Linked DNA regions of Homo sapiens: regions 2 and 3 are each linked to region 1. The links are chromatin loops, found by intact Hi-C in ENCODE. Cell type or tissue: heart right ventricle. All regions are shown on one strand.

Region 1 (2,500 bases):
ATGGTGATGGCTGTCCACCCTGGTCAGGGGAATTCTAGGTTCAGGCCATGCGGCAAGGTCACCTTGAGGGACATGCTTTGCTCTAAGCTCAGCTTAAGTGTGTCTGAACCCCCCTCACTTCTTCCAACTGCAGAAGCACATGGAGAAGGGGGAGAAAGGGTTGCCCACCTCCTAAAATGAGGGCAGCGTGGTGAAGAGCCCCATCATGCCCCACCAAGGTCCTGTGTGCAGGGCAGGGCAGTGCCTATCCAGAAGGCCAGACCTCTAACTGCTGCTCTGTAGGACGTCCGGGCCTCACATGCAGGCTCCTATAAGCTGGCTGTCTTGGCAAGAGGGCCCTGGTACAGCACTGTGTTCATCACAGAAAACCACACCGTACATAATTTGTAACAGACAGAAATGCATTTGGCTCATGGTTCTGGAGACTGGGAACCCAGGATGGAGGGGCCACATCTGGCAAGGGCCTTCTTGCCATGACATGGTGGAAGGTATCACAAGGTTGGGGAAGGAGGGGTGGGCGGGGCGGGAAGAGAGAGAGAGAGAACAAGAGAGAGAGAATCCATTCATAAGGGTGGAGCCCTCATGACTAAACACCTCCCATTAGGTCCCACCTCCCAACACTGTTGCTTTGGGGATTAAGTTTCCAGCTGGCTTTTTTCAAACCTTAGCAACCACCAAACAGACAAGCCCTTCGGCCTGTCCTGGAGGGCGTTGAATGGCATGGCCTGGAGCTCAACCAGGAGAACCGTGCTCAGGAGGAAGAGACCAGAAGGATAACTCAAAAAGTTCTGAGAAGTTCCTAAGACCACCTGAAGAGAAGGAGCCTGCTGCCAATGGTGTGGACACCGCAGTGTGCTTGAGGAGACTTCAGAAACGAGAACTGGTAGGAGAAGGGGGTTGCACAGACCCTTTCCTCAGTTAGGCACCCTCTGCTCCCACCCTCATGCCCACCCTGACATCAGGCTAAGGGAGAGGCGCTCATCCATTGACAGGTGCCAGGCTGTCCTGGGCCTGGCAAACCCTGGCCTTGTACACCCACTCTCCACACGTCTGCCCCCACCCTCCCAGGGGCAGGGCCGGGCTTCCCTGCAGAGACACAGGGCAAAGAGGGAGAGAGAAGGCCTCAGGCCAGGGCATGGCCTAGTGCCTCCCAGCGCCAGGTCCTGACAGCCTGAGAGAGCTGGAATCAAGGAAGGTGATCCTGGGCCCCAGACAGACGTCAGTGAGCTTCAGCCTCTGGTGGCTGCACACCAGCCAGGGCAGCAGCGCCCCCTCCTGCCTGTGTTCAGCTGTGTGGGCTGCAAGAGGACTAAGGAGAGTTTCAAGGAGGCAGGCAGTGGGGGAGGAAGTGTCCCAGGTAGAGGCTGAAGCTTTAAGGAGGATGGGAGGGGAGGCTTCACCCGGAAGGAGCTTTTGGAGCAAGGGCCTGAAGGAAATTGGGGAGAGAGCCTGAGTATCTTTGGTAACTGGGAAGAGAGCATTCCAAGCAAAGGGAAAAGAAGAGAGGCTGTCAGACAAGTGTGCACCCACCATGTCTGGGCACATCGAGAAGGACCCTGTGGCTGGAGGGGAGGAAGGAGGGGAGAATGGAAAGTGAGACCAGAGGTGACCTGACCAGGGCCTTCGGAGCCCCGGTGAGGGGCTCAGCGGGTGGGTGTCATGGGTGTGAAGAGGTAGGTCCCTCATCACCAGTCAGCAAAGCGTTCCCTGGGCTCAGCTGAAGTCCTGCTGGAGTGTGTGCCCCCTGGACTGGAGGGGATGGGATTGGTGGGAATAAAGTTGTGAGTTTGGAGTTGTGGTGAGCAGAGCACGAAGTGAGCCCCCAGCACTGCCACTTCCGCGTGAGGGGTGAACTGGCCCTGCACTCTCTCCCCTTGAGTGTGGGCAGGACAACCCTCTCTGCCTACAACGGCTCAGCACTCGTACTACTGTGGGACAGTGCTTCTGTGATTACGTTCCTTTATAGGAAAAATTGATTTTGCAGATGTAGGTAAGATCTGGACTCGTTTGACTTTGAGTTTATCAAGAAGGATGATTGACAGACACAGTGGCTACTTGAGAGTGGAGGGTGGGAGGAGAAAGAGGATCAGAAAAAAATAACTACTGGGTACTAGGTTTAGTACCTGGGTGACGAAATAATCTGTACAACAAACCCCCATGACACAAGTTTACCCCAATAATGAACCTGCACATGTACTCCTGAACCTAAAATAAAAGTTGAAAAAGGGGCCAGGCGTGGTGGCTCACGCCTGTAATCCCAGCACTTTGGGAGAGGCCGAGGCGGGCGGATCACGAGGTCAGGAGATCGAGACCATCCTGGCTAATGTGGTGAAACCCTGTCTCTACTAAAATTACAAAAAATTAGCCAGGCATGGTGGCAGGCACCTGTAGTCCCAGCTACTGGGGAGGCTGAGGCAGGAGAATGTCATGAACCTGGGAGGCGGAGCTTGCAGTGAGCTGAGACTGGGCCACTACACTCCAGCCTGGGTGACAGAGCGAG
Region 2 (2,500 bases), 92 kb before region 1:
GAGTTGAAGACCAGCCTGGCCAACGTGGCAAAACCCCATCTCTATTAAAAAATACAAAAATTAGCCGGGCGTAGTGGTGGGCGCCTGTAATCCTAGCTACTCGGGAGGCTGAGGCAGGAGAATCGCTTGAACCCGGGAGGCGGAGGTTGCAATGAGCCAAGGTTGTGCCACTGTACTTCAGTCTGGGCAACAGAGCTGTGTCTCAAAAAGAAAAAAGAAGTGACCCCAAGACGGATTCTGTCCAGTTACTGCTTGAAGATTTGCCAAAAATAGCCTCACAAGGCCAGATCACTTGAGTAAAATGTTTCTCAAAACATCTGCCAACATTGAAGACTTTTCCAAATGTCATGATGGCAATTATTGATTGATAAGGTGACATGTCTCATCCACTTTGTCCATCCTGGCTTATGCCTGTCATCCAAGTGAAATCATTAGTAGCACCCTCTCCCACTCTGAAGCTTGAGTGATAAATTATAATTATAGGTCCTCTATTCACTTAGCACTTACAATCAATTATACTTACAATCAATTATAGGTCTCCTATTTACTTAGCACTTACCACTTGTGCCAGATATTTTAGGTACATCATCTCTTTGAATCCTTCTTACAGCCTTCTAAGATATATACTATTATTTCCCCATTTCATAGATGAAGGAGACTTCTTCACCCTTTATAAAAATAATAAGCACTGTGGAATCCCGGGGTAACTGGATATCCGACTCTGGGGTTCTCGAAGTCCTGGGACCAGAAGGTTCTTCCAAGGCTGTGCCTTTCATCTCTTCAGTGAGAAATTCGTGCTGAGAAGGGTGACGAAATTTCCTCAAGGGTGCTCAATAGATACTAGCAAAACTCAAAAGCAGGTCTTTTTTTCTTGCAGCCTGCTGGTTTTACTCTGCCCACTTAATTCTCCAACGAATAATGTTCTCCCCTTTCCCAGCGCCATCCAAAAGAACCCGGAGCATACAAACCGGGGGACTTCGGGAGTCCAAGCCAGCTGGAACCCGGTAATATTGCCAGGGAAGGCTGTCCCCAGGCCGCAGGTAGGGAGAAGCAGTCTCCAGCTTGTGGAGGGGCCGGAGAGCTTTGCACCGAGGGCCTGTCCAATGCTGTTCAAAGACCAGCGGTCGCCGCCGGGGGGCAGTAACTTCATGTGTGTGCTGCAGTGGAGCTTGCTGGTTGACTTACACTTTATTTCAGGCATCAAAGGCAAAGTGCACTTTCAGAAGGGAGAAGTCATGCCTTGTGCTGCAGAGAAGCTATTATTATAAAGATAAGTGTGTAATTGAACCTTTCAAGTGGAGAGACACCCCTCTCCCTCCAGCAGAAACTGTGCAGGTGAGAAAGCCGCTTCCTGAGTGGACCTATTCCCTGCTGCTGGGAGATGCTGCCCGCTTTGTTTAGAATACAAATAGGGGAACGTGCTCACCTGAAGGGGAGACTTTTGAAAGGAATGACCCTCCTCCTGAAGATGACTGAAATTATCAGCATTATTATGAAAAGAATATGAAATATGAAAATATCAGCATAAAGAAATACAGAGAGAGAACTCAGATGAAAACATTTTATTTCAGAGATAATGGGAATTTTCTGAGCTGGCTTCAGGTATTAGGTTACTCAGTAGATTAAGAAGGAAAAGCTTTTGCTGGTAGGCAGGTCACCCGGATGATTCCAGAATTACCACCACTCTAGTCAAGTAGTGACAGTGTTCTGGGCTGGAGTCACGATTCTGGGGAATTTGTACAGCTTCCCTCACATGCATCCCAACCTGTAGATCTCAGGTGGTCTGGTCCGCAATCAGTAAAACTGCTGTGCAGCCCCTCAAAACAGACCACCCTTCAGAAAAATTCACTGTGTTACAGTTCATGAACTGCCTGGAAACACCTGCAGGTGTTTGGAAAGTGATTCAGGGTTCATTTGTATTGGTATCTCTTTCTAGAATAGCTAAATTCAAGATGTATCTTTCAAACTAGACACAGGGTGAAATGGGGTGCGGGTATAGAGCTTGTTGGTTGTGGGGGTGACTTCCTGCATTTAGTGAAAGGGGTGGTTATGCAGAGGCAGCACAGAGCATTCTGTGTTGCATTTGTGGCTTGGAATGAAGTGGACCCAGCTGGCTGCCTTCGGGGCTGTGCCTGAGATTCTGAGCATCTTCAGCTTTGTGTCTGTAAAGAGGTCTAGATGGTGGCTTACTAGGATGCTGTGAGAATTGCATGTAGCATGGTAACGTTTGTGATCGTATCAAGGACAGGAGATACTCAGAAAATATTTATTTAGTCTTTATGAAGGATCTTGTTTTAATGTCAATGAATATGTTGTTACCAGTTTTATATTAGGTCAATGTTTAATTTTTTGCTTATTTTTCTGTGCATCTATTTTCTTTAGGTGCAGGTTTTGTTGCTGCTTATTAATCTTAGTAATTTTCATGGCTCAGCTGAGAGTGCAGTGAGTGTGAAGGTGTCTATACCTACACATGTGATCACTGTTATCTCTGAATCCTGAA
Region 3 (2,500 bases), 72 kb before region 1:
ATCATTTTGCTTTGAAGTTGTTTGGTGAATGCATTCTGAATGAGACAGTTTGGCTATTTCTAGCACAATTGAGTTTCTGATTTCCCTTTGGATTCTTAATATCTTTTGAGGGCCAGGGAGGGATATTAATAGAGATTACTTGAAATAAGCTGTGAGATTTTTCTGCGTCTAGAATACAGGCAACAAATTGTTGCACGATGACAGCAGCAGGCTGTGATTGTTCCAGGCTGTCCTTGGCCAGTCCTATCTTCAGGAATCCAAGTAGGAGCAGGAACAACCATTCCCTTATTCCATTCAGGAGGAGGCTCAAAGAAAAGTTGTTCCAAGTTAATTGGGAGTAAACAGAAACTCATAGTTAGACTTTATGATTATAATCAATAACAAATATGTGTGTATGTGTGTGTAATAATAAATTGTGTGTGTGTGTATGTGTGTGTGTGTGATATAGGAGGGTGTAGTTTTTTCAGTGGTCAGCCTTCAGGTCTCTGCAGTGGCTGATATGGTCATGGGGTCTCTAACTTGTGGTTAACTTTGTCAACTCATAGCAATTCAAAGCAAAATTGAGGCTATCTCTATCAGTGTGCTAGGGCAGCTCTAACATAATACCACAGATTGGGGGCTTAAACGACAGACCTTTTTTCTCTCACAGTTCTGGAGGCTGGAAGTCCGAGATCATGGTGCCGGCAGCTTTGGCTCCTCCTGAGGCCTCTCTCCTTGGCTTGTAGACGGCTGCCTTCTCCCTGTGTCCTCACATGGTCTTCCCTCTGTGCACGCACATGCCTAGTGTCCCTTTATGTGTCCACATTCTCTCCTCTTACAAAGACACCGATCAGATTAGATTGGGGCCCCACCCTCATGACCTCATTTTAACTTAATTGCCTCTTTAAAGGCCCTATCTCCAGCTGAGGTGGGTGGATCACCTGAGGCCAGGCGTTTGAGACCAGCCTGACCAACATGGTGAAACCCTGTCTCTACTAAAAATACAAAATTAGCCAGGCATGGTGGCACCTAACTGTAATCCCAGCTACTTGGGAGGCTGAGGAAGGAGAATCGCTGAACCCAGGAGGCAGAGGTTGCAGTGAGCTGAGATTGCACCACTGCACTCTAGCCTGGGCGACAAGAGTGAAACTGTCTCAAAAAAAAAAAAAAAAAAAGGCCCTATCGCCAACTGTGTAGTCCAGTTCTACGGTACTGATGGTTAGGGCTTCAACACATAAACTTGTGGGGAGTGAAGGACATGAACATAGTTCAGTCCATAATGCTGTTAGAGCCAGCTGAGCTCTCTCAGTTATATTCAGAGTGTCTGCAGGAATTTATTAGCCAACACTGTTGTTCCTAAAACAACCAGCAAGAGGCTCTCTCTCTCTCTCTGACACTCTTTAGAATGGCATCAGCCTCCATCTCCACACCGCACAGCCAACCCAGCAGCCAGTCCTGGGTGCCTCTTCAGATGATGTTCTGGGCTCCTCTGCTTTTTACCCTCCCTCTCTCACCCCTGTCTAAACCAGTGTCCTCCCCTGCCTGTGTTATCGCGGAAGCCTCCCCATTCTTGCTTCCCTCTTGTCACTCTGGAGCTCTGCCTCTCAATGGAGCAGCCAGTGGTGTTTTGAAAACATGAATCAAACCTGGCCACTCTCTTGCTCTGAGTCCTCTGAGCACATTTAGCGCGGGCTCCAGATGCTTGCCTGGGCATGTGAGGACGTGGCCCGCTCTGCCCTCTCCAGATTCAGCTCCTCCTCGCGTCTCCAATACCACAGCTGGGCTACTCTGGCCTTGCTGCTACTGCTCCCATGTGCCAAGTGTGGTCCCTTCCTCAAAGCCTGGAATTCCCGGAAGGTTCTTCCCCCAGATACCCACATGGCTTACTCCCTCACTCCTCCCAGGTCGCTGCCCAGATGCTCCTTCCTCAGAAATGTCTTCCCGAGCCCCTAGCTAAGCGAGCGCACCATTCCCCCCACCCCAGACCATCTGTCCTCAAAGTGTCTTCATAGCACTGGTCACTCCCCAACATCAGGGTATATAATTGCCTGTTGTCTGTGTTTGCTAGAACGTCAGCTTCACGAAGGCTTTTGTCTCATTTACCACTAGGTGCCCAGTACCTTAGGAGCTTGGAAGTTCTTAGTACCTAAGAATAGCACTTGCTTCATGAATATGTATTAAATTGATAAATGACATTCTGTGGCTCAAGTGAGTCCGTGGTGTCAAAGGTTATGCTGGGCAGACTGCCTTTGGTAATGAGCATAGACCCCTCTTTAGGTCCAAAGCAACCCCCGGGAGAAACTTGCATCTTCCCCTACCTCGTGCCCAGAATACACCTTGCCTTGGATGATGAGTTGAGAAGCTACCCACAAGGGTAGATGACTCGTCTGGCTTGAAAGAGATCGGCCCTGTTGGCATTTTGATAGCAAATTTAGAGTTGGGAGGTCACTAACAAGGCTAGTCCCCAATTCTGCGACCTAAATGGAGAGGCAGTTGCTTTGCAAGAGTACTGTAGAGCCCG

Evidence for each region. A loop is a pair of places that touch in the nucleus more often than their neighbours do. Peaks named below come from ENCODE experiments on the same cell type or tissue, not always from the same donor. Only the 100,000 strongest peaks of a DNase experiment are listed, where the experiment ranks them.
Region 2: a loop joins it to region 1, with 15 times the contacts of the local background. A loop is called at or near these places in 44 of 110 quality-filtered maps.
Region 3: it touches region 1 in a loop (5-fold over the local background); 46 of 110 quality-filtered maps call a loop at or near these places.

What each region holds. Positions count from the first base shown.
Region 1 is chr21:34,509,484-34,511,983 of GRCh38, reverse strand. It overlaps KCNE1 (potassium voltage-gated channel subfamily E regulatory subunit 1), which reads left to right. Exons shown (of 4, transcript NM_000219.6): 2 at 669-883. Among named protein-coding and RNA genes, the nearest start is that of KCNE1, 1.5 kb to the left of the region's middle. In heart right ventricle, a CTCF peak has its summit at 1,267 (motif pointing left); a DNase peak (open chromatin) is centred at 1,243; H3K27ac peaks cover 610 bases.
Region 2 is chr21:34,601,858-34,604,357 of GRCh38, reverse strand. The region is part of intron 1 of RCAN1 (regulator of calcineurin 1); the gene reads left to right. Among named protein-coding and RNA genes, the nearest start is that of RCAN1, 12 kb to the left of the region's middle. In heart right ventricle, CTCF peaks have their summits at 913 and 1,134 (motif pointing right); a DNase peak (open chromatin) is centred at 1,127; H3K27ac peaks cover 1,180 bases.
Region 3 is chr21:34,581,833-34,584,332 of GRCh38, reverse strand. All of the region lies in intron 1 of RCAN1 (regulator of calcineurin 1), which reads left to right. Among named protein-coding and RNA genes, the nearest start is that of RCAN1, 32 kb to the left of the region's middle. RefSeq lists enhancers at 1,214-1,714, 1,715-2,215. In heart right ventricle, a CTCF peak has its summit at 1,350; DNase peaks (open chromatin) are centred at 204, 1,457 and 1,622; H3K27ac peaks cover 2,500 bases.